3 separate regions of the Homo sapiens genome follow, and all the other regions are linked to region 2. A link is a contact called in ENCODE Hi-C or POLR2A ChIA-PET data. All regions are on one chromosome and are shown on one strand. Each heading gives the region's core, a stretch centred on a gene start or an enhancer-like site at or near the end of the contact. The rest is flanking DNA. Distances are from core to core; before and after follow the strand shown. Region 1 overlaps LOC105370866 (a long non-coding RNA gene). Region 2 has its middle 17 kb from the start of ANKDD1A. Region 3 overlaps DAPK2 (death associated protein kinase 2).

The links. A loop is a pair of places that touch in the nucleus more often than their neighbours do. ChIA-PET counts read pairs that join two places held with the same protein, here RNA polymerase II (POLR2A). Pooled maps may share reads with other maps.
Region 1: a loop to region 2 is called in a pooled map, with 7 times the contacts of the local background. The contact joins two enhancer-like sites. A Hi-C loop is called at or near these places in 1 of 37 single-sample maps with no recorded cell type and 2 of 50 pooled maps. POLR2A ChIA-PET finds 5 or more read pairs at or near these places in 1 of 52 experiments (activated naive CD8-positive, alpha-beta T cell).
Region 3: a loop to region 2 is called in a map with no recorded cell type, with 4 times the contacts of the local background. The contact joins two enhancer-like sites. A Hi-C loop is called at or near these places in 1 of 37 single-sample maps with no recorded cell type and 2 of 50 pooled maps. POLR2A ChIA-PET finds 5 or more read pairs at or near these places in 1 of 52 experiments (activated CD4-positive, alpha-beta T cell).

Annotation. Positions count from the first base shown.
Region 1 is chr15:65,817,868-65,822,151 of GRCh38, reverse strand. The region is part of intron 1 of LOC105370866 (a long non-coding RNA gene); the gene reads right to left. Among named protein-coding and RNA genes, the nearest start is that of DENND4A, 28 kb to the right of the region's middle. RefSeq lists an enhancer at 722-841. Within about 2 kb of position 2,376, at least 6 of the 41 ENCODE cell types and tissues checked have a DNase peak (open chromatin) inside an H3K27ac peak, as active enhancers do.
Region 2 is chr15:64,892,405-64,896,763 of GRCh38, reverse strand. No RefSeq gene overlaps it. Among named protein-coding and RNA genes, the nearest start is that of ANKDD1A, 17 kb to the left of the region's middle. RefSeq lists enhancers at 1,368-1,966, 2,761-3,070, 3,221-3,330 and silencers at 2,081-2,130, 2,171-2,220. Within about 2 kb of position 1,948, at least 37 of the 41 ENCODE cell types and tissues checked have a DNase peak (open chromatin) inside an H3K27ac peak, as active enhancers do.
Region 3 is chr15:63,968,303-63,972,138 of GRCh38, reverse strand. DAPK2 (death associated protein kinase 2) reads left to right here. Exons shown (of 12, transcript NM_014326.5): 4 at 578-716. Among named protein-coding and RNA genes, the nearest start is that of DAPK2, 76 kb to the left of the region's middle. RefSeq lists a silencer at 455-749. Within about 2 kb of position 1,923, at least 17 of the 41 ENCODE cell types and tissues checked have a DNase peak (open chromatin) inside an H3K27ac peak, as active enhancers do.

The DNA.
Region 1 (4,284 bases), core at 1,127-3,626, 920 kb before region 2:
CTCAGCCTCCCGAGTAGCTGGGATTACAGGCGCCTGCCACCACGCCTGGCTAATTTTTGTATTTTTAGTAGAGACTGTGTTTCACCATGTTGGCCAGGCTGGTCTCAAACTCCTGACCTCATGTAATCTGCCCTCCTCGGCCTCCCAAAGTGCTGGGATTATAGGCATGAGCCACCGTGCCTGGCCTTTTTTTTTTATTTTATTTTAAGATGGAGTCTTGCTCTTGTTGCCCAGGTTGGAGTGCATTGGCACAATCTCGGAAGCTCACTGCAACCTCTGCCTCCCAGGTTCAAACAATTCTCCTGCCTCAGCCTCCTGAGTAACTGGGATTATAGGCGCCCACCCCCACGCCCGGGTGATTTTTGTATTTTTAGTAGAGATGGGGTTTCACCATGTTGGCCAGGCTAGTCTCGAACTCCTGACCTCAGGTGATGCGCCTGCCTCGGCCTCCCAAAGTGCTGGGATTACAGGCGCGAGCCACCGAGCCTGGCCAAAGTGCATAACTTCTAAGTGGACAACTCAAAATATTTTTACATGTGTATGTATCATGTAACACCACTCAGTTCAACATATAGATTGTTACTAGCACCTCTGAAGAATCTCTGTGCCCTATACTAGTCAGCACCCTCTAGGGATAACCACTGTTTTGACTTTTATCACCACAATTTAGTTTTGCCTGTTTTTGAACTTCATATTAATAGAATCAGACAGCATGTATTGTATTTGTTTTCTTTCACTCAACACTATGTCTGTGAAATTATTGACCATATTCTAAAGATGCAATTCATCTTCTGGCTCAAGTCCTCAGGGAATCTGTCAAAACTATGTACATACTATGTTAGCTATACACAGGTATGCATAGTCTAAAAACAGGCAGTTGAGAAAAGAACTTTCTTAAATGACCAAAATAGAATAACCAACCTATGCTGCTCTTGTTGCTTTCTACTCTTGCTTCAATTTCACTTTCATCTCTGCTTTGAAATGGGATCTGATCCACCCAAGTATTTTCTTTTCTTCTCCCACTAATGGATAAATAGCTTATGCAATTTTCCTTATTTATATCCAGCATTCCCCATTAATGCTCCACAATCATTGGTCTACAAGGTATAAATGGCCTCAAGCTATAATTTGATGCAGCCCTCTATCATCAGCAAGAAAAGCATTACTGGGGCCAGGTGCAGTGGCTCATGCCTGTAATCCCAGCACTTTGGGAGGCTGAGGCAGGTGGATCACGAGGAGGTCAGGAGATAGAGGCCATTCTGGCCAACGTGGTGAAACCCCGTCTCTACTAAAATAAGAAGAAAAAATTAGCCGGGCATGTGGCGCATGCCTGTAGTCCCAGCTACCCAGGAGGCTGAGGCAGGGGAATCACTTGAACCCGGGAGGCAGAGGTTGCAGTGAGCCGAGATCCCACCACCGCACTCCAGCTGGGGGACAGAGCAAAACTCTGCCTCAAAAAAAAAAAAAAAAAAGAAAGAAAAGAAAACAAAAGCATTATTATTGGACGGGGTGCAGTGACTCATGCCTGTAATCCCAGCACTTTGGGAGGCCAAGGCAAGCAGATCACTTGAGACTAGAAGTTTGAGACCAGCCTGCCAACATGGTGAAACCCTGTCTCTACTAAAAATACAAAAAACAGCTGGGTGTTGTGGCAGGCACCTGTAATCCCAGCTACTGGGGAGGCTGAGGCAGGAGAATCACTTGAACCCAGGAGGTGGAGGTTGCAGTGAGCCAAGATCGCGCCACTGCACCCCAGCCTGGGCGACAGAATGAGAGCCTATCAAAAAGAAAGAAAAGAAAAGAAAGGAAAGGAAAGAAAAGGAAAGGAAAAGAAAGGAAGAGAAAGAAAGAGAAAATAAAAGAAAGATTAAAGAAAAGAAAGAGAAAGAAAGAAAAGAGAGAAAGGAAAGCATTAAAAGCATTATTATGCTCTATATTCAGATTCAACAGATATTTACTGAGCACATATAATCTTTAATGTATTTTGCTAGGTGTTATGGAGAACTACAAAAATATAGCAAGCATGGGTTCTACCCTTATGAACATTCAGTCTAGCAAAGAAGCAGTATAGTATGGATATCTACATAAAAGATCATAATATAAGCTATAAAGTATTAAAAATGACACCATTTGAGTTAAAAGAAAAAAGATGCTATTCAAAAAGCTCAGAGGAAAAGTTAGCTTCTAGTCAGGGTGGTGTCAAGGAAGCTTGGTGGGAGAGTATTTATACTAGAAGGATTAAAAGAAGTAGGATATCATGACTAGATAGGTTTAGTCATACAGCGGATGGGGCAAGGGCATTTTAGATAACCATAAGGACAAGGACCCTGAACTGGGAAATTATGCTGCATGTACAGGGAGTGACTGTGCAGTCTGACCAAAGAACAGGGCAAGTAATGAAGAAACTGGGGCCCCGGGTGGTTATGGATTACCCAGAGCCATAGCACCAGACAGCCCTAGAATGGGCATTGAATCCCAGGCGTTTTCCTTCTTTAATGCTCCCACAATATGACCAAGTCAACATTTTAGTCACTGCTCTGCTTTATTTACAACAACCCATTATATATTGTCCATTAAGTAATTGACTCAACAAACACTTATCGAATATCTAGTACACTCTAGGCATAATTGGATGCTATGGTCTCCAAGGCTGATTTGATATGTGTTATAAAATACTTTTTCCCAAGTGGGGAATAGGGCTAATATTGGGCTAAGACAGATTGTCTTTGTCTTTGTTAAAATTTTATAGAGTTATACTTCAGAGCAAATACTATAAACAACAAAGACAATTAAATAAACCACAAAAACAGATCTCTGTATCATGTTTTTCTACACGACATCAATACACTGAGTCTTAGCAATGACTGCCCATGTGTTTTTTCCATAACTATGCTTACTTATGTTTTAGCAAGGGGTAATACAGAAGGATATGAAACCCTCCATCCTTGAGCGAAAGTTTAAAAACATTTCTAGTATTATAGTAGAACAAGACTCACTTCCGTTTAGCTTATCAACCACCAAGAGACATTTCCCCTTTGTACTTGTTATGTTTTAGTGTAACTATGGAGACACAGCACTTTCCATGCAAGTGACACACATGATTTTGGTTTAACATACTCATTTTCTGAGAAACATTTTAAAATGTGGTCACTATTTTAAAAATTGTGGTCACTATGAGATCTTTGAGCTACTTTGGTATTTCAATGTAAATCCATACATTTGTTAGCAATATTCATTGAGGGAAGAGTTAAGTACCACGGATTATGGATTCTTTCTGATTCCATCAAACTATTCCTAATTAAAGCTTTGGTGCCAGAAAAAAAAAGGTAATTATGAATTGAACAAATTGGGCTATCAGATATTTTTATAAATCGTAGGGTATATCAAGTTGAGTTTTGAGAGCTCTGTTTCCAGGTATATGGCAGGCTAGGAATTCACACTGCACCTCCCACTGGAAACAATTAAAAAGGCTGAATTAAAAAAAATCTTAAACCTCTTAGAAGCATTGAGCATGGGCAAGAAAGAAAGAAATTATTAGGTCAAAGAGAAGTGAAGAAGGAATCCAGACAGGTAAGTGGACAACACTGTCCAGGTGTACAACACCAGGAGGCACCATTTGGATTCTATTCACCTAAATGATGCTCTTGGGGTTGTTTGATGCTATGGCCCTGAGATCACTTTGCCCTAAGGGCATTTGCTCAACCTGGTGAACTGCAGCTTGGGCTTCACAATGGTTCCAGAGACAAGGTAAAGCCGAGGGCTTGGAGAATCCCATTGGAGACCATTCTCCCAATAAAGCTTGGACCCTTTAGGTGGAGATGAAAACCAGCATATCCATTCATCCTCAGGGTACTGCACAAAAAGTTCCTGTGGAACTAAGTAGAACTAAGTACTAAAAAATACTGTCACTGAAAGACTGACTTGTGATGATCTACAGCCAAAACAGGTTCATAAAAGCCTCAAGCTATTACTCTAAGTTGAGTAGGCAGGCCCCAGGTGCGTGGAAGAAACAAATACAAATCTTCTCTGGAGGAAGGTACCTCAATAACTCACAAATTATTTTCTAAGAAAATTGAGCAGCTCACAGTAACAAACATTAAGCACTCAAAGAAATGCTACTATATAAATGAAAACCAGAAGAAAGAAGAAATCACATACAATAGAATTAAATGGAAAACATCTACAAATATTTGAGAAATTTAAATTATCACACATACAAGGTGAAAAAAACATTTTACTTCTTTTTTTTTTTTTTTGAGACAGAGTTTTGCTCTTGTTGCCCAG
Region 2 (4,359 bases), core at 699-3,198:
TCTGTGAAGCCAGCACAGATATGTCAGCCTCAGAGGGATGAATGGAGAAGCCAGAAACTCACACTCTGAGAACCCCTGAGGAGACAGGAGGTTCCTATCATCATGGGAGATACAAAGATGAATTAAAGTTTCAGCCGCTCAAAGGGCTGCCAGTCTGGAACTGGGAGCCACGGCGCCCGGAACAGAGTCTATCCCTACACAGAGGACCCAGCAAGCCTCAAGGGAGGGGCACCATCTGGGTTCCCAGTACACAATTGGCTCGTTGAATCACAAAGTTCACAAGAAATAGTGGCCACACAATCTGAATTTTAAAAGACAAGTCCAAGTTGCAAACATTTTCTCCTATTGTTATAATAGAGTATGAAGTGCCCCAAAGAATCCATTATTGTGGCACCTAAATGACCTCTCACAGCCAGGTGGATCACAAAAATCTATGTTATACCACACGTCCTAAGCTTGACTTGGGGAAAGAGGATCCCCATTATGCTAGACACACAGATGCCGGCTGCCCCCAGCCTCAGCCTCATGGGTGTATGCAGGTCCACACAGACTAATACCAGACAAGACAAAGGGTCACCCACTCTTGGGCTATTAGATGACATGGTGACTTGAGTTAGTGCCCCCTCCCCTTTCCAGCAGTGATCCTAACACCAGTGCTGGGCACTGTAAGGTCTGGAGGGGCCTTTGGTATCCCCAGAGAAAACAGACTGCCTTTGCATGCTTCTTGTCAGCATGAGAGGCAAGCCCTGGTCTAAGTGACACCGAGGTTGCAGCCAGGGTGTCTCTGACAGGGCTGCTGTCCTCAGATGTGAAGGCTTTGCTCCTCAGCCTCTTGCTACAGACCTCCCTCTCACATTAACTCCTGCCAGGACTTTTGGTTTCGGTTTCTGACAGCAGAAATAAGTTCTACCCTTTCCCTCTGTTGTCCTCCACACTTCCCCTCCTCCTACCCTACTTCCTTCACCCTTCTTCCTCCCACCCTAGTAGGAAATCCCCCCCCTGCCCCCACCCCCAGTCCCAGTCTGAGAGGGACAAAGAAGAAGAGAGGAATAGAGAAGGGACTGAGAAAGGGAGTTGCCAGAGACCTCGCTGCATCTTCGGGGCTTGGTGATCACTCACAAATCTGCAAATTGTGCCCTGTACAACTCAAGAGGACACCAGTCCTCTCAAGTCACCAAAATTTGCATATTTATTAGCACACTTTTCAGACAGATGGCAGTAAAGTGTCTTGAGAAGGAACAGTCTGAAGCTCTGGAGTGGGGTTAAAGGGCTGAATGCCTTTCGGCTCTCATCTCCTAGAAGCCCCAAGGCACCCCCAGTCCTTGAGCTGTAACCCACTTATCCCTCTTTGCTCAACTTCCCAGCTGGGCTAGAACCCCAGTGAGACTCTGGCTCAAAAGAGGCTCGCCAATCTAGGTCCATTTGTGGGGCCCCAAGCAAGTCTCTTCCTCACTAGGCCTCAGTTTCCCCATCTGTAATATGTAAAGAGAACAAAAGGATCTCTAAGCGGCCATCTATATTTAACAGCTGAGTCTGTGCAGAGGGTGCCTGGAGGCAGATGATTACAGTTGGGTTGCAGCCTCAGGGTCCCTATTTCTCTGAAGGAAGGAGGTTGTTGGTTGTTCCGTTGACTGAGAGCAGGGGTCAGAGAGGATTCTTTTGTTGAAGAATATCAAGAGGGGCTGTGTGACCTGGGGCGGCTCCTCTAACCTCTCTAAACCTGTTACCTCCCCTATGAAATAAAGGTGGTAATATTCACCTTGCAGGTGGCTGTGACGACTGAAGGGAGTACTGCATGCAAAAGTGCTGGCGTGGAGGAGGCGGCAGAAGAGGGCGGCGGCGGGGCACGGCAGCCACTGCCTGAGCTCAGGCTCCAGGGCAGGAAACCCACCTGACAGGCCACTCCTTCAGCTCGCCTCCCCCAGTGGGCTCCCTCCCCTCTCTCTGCAGGGCCACACCTCTGGGAGGATGCTCAGGGCTTGCACAGCGCTGAAGGAACCCCAAGGAGCCTACACCCCTTAGCCTGTCATGCCAGGCCCTCCCCTACCTACGCCCCGCGGCCACTCCCCACCCAGCCCCCCCGACCTGCTCGACACCCCCAAACAAGCCATGCACACCTCCCTGCCTTTGCCCAGGCTGCATCCTTTCCGGGTCACATGCCCTTCCCTCTCCCCCTCCTCAAGACAGCTAAATCCTGCTCATTGTTTAGGGCCCAGCTCAAATGTCACCTTCTGAGAGAAACCTTTCCCTGCCCTTCCAGTAAAGAAAATACTCATTCTTCCTGTTGCCTCCCTCAGCCCCGCATTCAGTCCCGTCAGGAGTGCAGCTGGGCTCCAGTCCGCCACATCCCCTCGCGGAGCCCCCAGTGCCTTATCTAGAAAATGGAGGTAAATCGTCCCTACTTGGGGGGCAGGACGAGTTCAATAAAATGGGACACGTCGGGCGTCTAAACATAGCGTGGGGCCCACAGTAGAGCCCGGCGAGTCCAACCAGTCAGCCTCGCACTGAGAGGGAAGCGCGCGCCAGGCCCCGTTTCCAGCCTCCTGTAAGTCCTCCCGGAAGACCAGTTCACAGCTCATTGGAAGATCAACCAGGATTGACAGGTTCCCAGCCCAATGGCTGGCCGAGCCCGAGAATGGCTCGGGAGCAGGTGGTCGGCCCCTTCCCCTCTCTGGGGCCTCTACCTGCGGAAGGCAGGGCGGGGGGCCTGGTTTCCACAAGCTGCCTGTGTCAGCCTGTGGGGCCGGCCGCCCCACTGATGACTCAGGTCTCCTCCCCACCCTTCCCCTTCAGGAAGAGGCCCTGTCATAATCGCAGTTGTACTACATAAAAATAGCTTCGTTTCACAGTGACATGAGCACAGCCCTTTCCACTGAGGGAAGAGGAAGGCAGTTTCCCCCTACGCGTTCCCCGGGTCCCTCTTCAAAAGCGGATCCTCGGGTGGGGGCTTCACACTTCTCAGCAATAGCTTCATCAGCGGCTTCCTCCCCGGCTTCGGCGCTGAAGGCTTTTTTTACCGCTTTGCGACCAGCTTCTCACCTTTTCTTATTTGGCCCTCACGTCAGAGACGGCAGGCAGCTGAGGTTGCTGTTCCCATTGTGCAGGTGTGGAAACCCAGGCCAGAAGAGGGGAGGTGACTGGCCTGAGGTCACACAGCAAGCTCGCGAGAGCCGAGTTGGGGGCCCTGACTCCTTCACCGAGTTCCTTACGCGCCTGCATAGGCCTCCTCCTAGGAAAGTACTGTGGCCACAGCCAGGGCACCAAGAAAAAGGAGAGGCGAGGAAGGCTGGACGGAACACAGATGTGAGGGGCAAGACATTCATGCAACAAACATTTGTCTGGCCGGGTGAGGTGGCTAACGGCTGTAATCCCAGGACTTTGGGAGACCAAGGCGGGCAGATCACCTGAGGTCAGGAGTTTGAGACCAGCCTGGCGAATATGGTGAAACCCCATCTGTACTAAAAATACAAAACAAATTAGCCAGGCGTCATGGCGCACGCCTGTAATCCCAGCTACTCGGGATTGGAACCCAATGACAAATTGGTGGTTTCCCTGTCAGTCAGGCCTGTTAGACTGAGAGCAGCCCCTCCAGGCCCAAGACTGATGAGTCTCAGCCATGAGGCCCAGCCTGGGGTGTGGGGGCCTTTGCTGCCCATTGAATCCCTGCAGTGCAGCCACTGAGGAAACCCTGCCTGGTCTTGTGGTCTCTGCTCTTCCCCCTCAAATCCACCCTCTACTATCAAAATGTAAGGCAGGTCAGAGGGCACAAGCTGGAAGCCTATAAATGGGTATCTTGTGGCACTAGAAAGAAAGGCACGCTGTGTTCCCAGCTGGGTGCCTGAATGCGTAGGAGTATGGGCAAGTGACTGTGTGTGTGCACATGGTTGTGTACAAACTTGGGGTGTGTGTGTCTTAGTCGGTTTTCTGTTATTTGTAACAGAGTACCTGAAACTGGGTAATTTATAAAGAAAAGGAATTCTTTCTTGCAGTGCTGGAGAATGAGAAGTCCAAGGTTGAAGGGCTGCACCTTGTGAGGTCCTTCTTGGTGGTGGGGACTCTGCGGAGTCCTGAGGCCCTGAAGGGCATCACATGGTGATGGGGTTGAGCATGTTAGCTCAGATCTCTCTTCCTCTTATTATAAAGCCAACAGTCCAATTCCCGTGATAACCCATTAATCCATGAACCCATTAATCCATTAATCCATGAATGAATTAATCTATTCATGAGGGCAGAGTCCTCATGGCCCAATCACCTCTTGAAGATCCCACTTTTCACTACTGCCACATTGGGGAATAAGTTTCAACATGAGTTTCAGAGGGGACAGATATTTAAACCTTAACTGTATGTCTGTGTTTGTGT
Region 3 (3,836 bases), core at 674-3,173, 920 kb after region 2:
AAGATCAAGATGAAGGTTCACTTCCTCATAGATGGCTGTCTTTTGACTGTAACTTCACATAGTGCAAGGGGAAAGTAAGCCCTCTGGGGTCTCTTTTATAAGGGCACTAATCTCATTTGTGAGGTCTCTAACTTCATGACTTAATTACTTCCCAAAGGCCCTATCTCCTAATACCATCACCTTGGGGGTTAGAATTTCAAAATATGAACTTGGAGGAACGCAAACATTCAGGCTAAATAATCTGCTTGTTTTTGTCCCCTGCCATCTCAGGCATATGGAGGGGAGAGGGCAACCTCCAGGGTGACTGGGACCAGGGCCTAGAGTGGGAGCAGAGGCTCTTCTGACAACACCTCCAGGGTGATTCCTGCCCTTGTGATCCAAAAGAAAGAACAAAGCAAATAGGAGCAAAGTCAGTCCCTGGCACTGGACAGACAAAGCCCCAGAAATAAGCCAGGGGGATTCTGCCATACAAGGTCCCTGGGGGGTCAGGATGAGGGCTTGCCCCTATCAGCCCAGCCTCATGACATGCAGAGCTGACTGGGCCTGGGCCTCCCCTCCCCCCGCTGGTGTTTTACAGAGTGTCTGGAGGAGAGCTCTTCGATTTCCTGGCCCAGAAGGAGTCACTGAGTGAGGAGGAGGCCACCAGCTTCATTAAGCAGATCCTGGATGGGGTGAACTACCTTCACACAAAGAAAATTGCTCACTTTGATCTCAAGGTCAGTAAGGGGAGAAAGGGAAAAGAATCAAGTTTAGGAAGAAGAGGCTTAGTCCCTCCTGGTGTCTTTCCCAGGATGGGCCCAGTGCCGACCAGCCCTTCTTTCTCATCTTACAGTGAAAAACCCTGAGCTCATGGGAAAGATGATGCCACGGAAATGTCCACCTTCTCAGTTTCATTTTTCATAACAGGTTTTCTGCACACTGGAGCTGACTGCAAGAAGCTGCTTAAATCAGACTTCAGGCACCTTATTTATTTCAGGGAGCAGGGGGGAACACTTTCTAAATAAGTAGACCAGTGACAGGAAACTTGAAACCAAACACCTTTCACAAGACTGAACTTTTCAGTAACAAAAAACTAGAAATGTTTGGAGGATTGCTGAAGTTGGCTGGCTCGCCAGACCCATTCATAGTGCAGCCTCCATCATCCCTTGACCAGAGCTTGTAAATCCTGGAGCCCAGGGACCACTGGCTGCCCTCCCCAACTCACAACCCCTACTGTGCTCCAAACTGTGGTCATAAAACTGCTTGTAGGGGCCACTGATCATTTATGGTGACTGGTATTCAGGACTGAGAGAGTTCACTGTGACCACATAGGACTTCATAAAGCAAGAATGTGGTCAAAGTAGAAGGATCAGTTCCCTTAGTAACTGAGCTCAGTTGCATAGACTGATGAGCCTATACAGATACTTAATGTGTAAAGTCCTCTAACTTTGATCAATTCTATGACCTGTTTGCTGGGGAGATCCCTTCATTTTTCTATCCAGAAATCCCTGTGGTCTTTCAAGCATGGTGCTGGGTGCTTGGGTATTGCTGCTGATACAAAATTCACTGAGGCCCTGTCTGAGATTACTTCATCTTTTCCAGGAACCTTAGTGTAGGAGATAGAAAAACCAGCAACTCTAAGTACTATGCTAGAAGGAAGCCCAGGGTGGGTGGGGAGGCTAAAGGAGGGGACATCTAAGTCCAACCGGGATATCAGAGAGGGCTCCCTGGAAAAAGTGCTATGTAGTTGAGTTCTGAAGGATTGGTAGGAAATAGAAGAAGAGAAGGGCCTTATAAGGAAGAAAGGCCAGCAGAATACATGGTCACAAAACAGCACAATGCATTCAGGGAAGTACAGGCATGGGAAGTGTGTGCTGAGTGGCTGGGGAAGAAGCCAGGAACAGTGCAGGAAGCAGACACAAGGGTCTGGGAGCTAAGCCAAGGAGCTTGCACTTTACCCTGAGAGATAAGGGTTCAGGTGAGCAGAGAAGTGAGGTAAGCATGTACTTGTTTCAGAGTGATCCCTCTGGCTGGGAGGATGGATAGGCTGGAGACAGCCTGGAGGCTGGGGCTCAGCTAGGAGGCTAAAGCAATAATCTAGGTAAGATGTGAGGAGAGGACAGAGTCAAGATCTTTTGCAGAGGTCAATCTGAGGATTGATTAGGTGCCTAATTAGAGGTAGAGATGAAGGAGGGGACAGGGTTCTGGATGACACCCAAGTTCTGGCTTGTGCCCCTGGCCCAGAGAGGGTCTGGCATGTCCATTATCTCACAGTGGCTATGCCAGGGCATGAGCTCAGTTCCCATATGAGTCCCTACCCCAGCTCTTACTCTACTCTGCCTGATAGGGTGACCTTCTATGAGTCCCCTTAGCATGGTCCTCCTTCCTTAGGCTCACTGTCACTTTTTTTTTTTTTTTAATAGAGATAGTCTCGCTCTGTCACCCAACTGGAACACAGTGGTGTGATCACAGCTCACTGCAGCCTCGACTTCCTGGGCTCAATCTATCCACTTGCCTTAGCCTCCTGAATAGCTGGGACTAAAGGCGTGTGCCACCATACCTGGCTAATTTTTGTATTTTTTGTAGAGGCGGGGTCTTGCCATGTTTGCCCAGGCTGGTCTTGAGCTCCTGGGCTCAAGTGGTCCACCCGCCTCAGCCTCTCAAAAGTGTTGGGATTACAGGCATGAGCCACTGCGTCTGGCCATGATTGTCAGTTTGTTTTTGGTGTTTCTTTTTGGGGGGGACAGGGTCTCACTCTGTCACCCAGGCTGGAGTGCAGTGGCGTGATCTCAGCTCACTGCAGACTAGACCTCTCAGGCTCAGGTAATCCTCCCACCTCAGCCTCCCAAGTAGTTGGGACTACAGAAACATGCCACCATGGCCAGCTAATTTTTGTATTTTTTTGTATAAATGGGTTTTTGCCATTTTGCCCAGGCTGGTCTGCAACTCCTAGGCTCAAGCAATCTGCCCACTTCAGCCTCCCAAAGTGTTGGGACTACAGGCATGAGCCACTGCTCCTGGCTGTCACGGTATTTTTTAATACCTCCAACAGAAGTCTTCCAGAGTTTTACTGAGGCGTCACAGGGTAAAAATGGGGGTCACCAAGGATGGTGAGGCCTGGGCAGGCCTTTGGACCTCAGGGTAGTAACAGCAGGAAATGGTCTGCCTTGATTGCACCTGTGTGACTTCCTGGTACTGCTGTGGACAATTAACTTGTTGTTTTATTGTGTCTTTGCTGGCTCCAGGAGAGCTGCTTCAAAATGGGCTCCTTTGTCTTTTCTTGAATGGGTCTGGTAGGAGGAGTGGCTGGAGCCCAACAGGCACCAATGACTGCAGCAGGTTCGTGATGTTTGGCTTGCCTTTATGGCAGCTCGCTGTGGTGGGGAGAGCACTGGCTTGGAGTTAGCCAGGCTGAGTTACCATGTACCATGATACACCTGAACCTCAGCTTTTCAGCTTCAATGCAAATAATACCTACCTGGCAGAGCTGTAAGGGTTAGAGAGAAGCATTAAGTGCCAGATATGGAATAGGTGCTCGGTAATAGTAGCTGTTATTGTTATTCCCCTTCTCAGAATAGAGGAAAAGGAAATAGAACTTTTGTTACAGTGTTGTGGGCCCCATAGACTAGGAAAACAAACCCTGTGAGTACAGTTCTGTTAATAAATTGTCCAGCAGAGAGCTGAGTTGGTTGCTAGGTAGAACTGCTGGCGAGGGCTGGTGAGGCTCCGGGGCTAACCTGGACATTTTCCATTACCTGGAAACAGTCTGGGTTTTCTCTGGATGCATGTGAGGTGAGGATGCTGCCAGTCCCCACCATGGCCAGGTATCCTTAGAGTTGTGAGGACCTGAGCTTTCT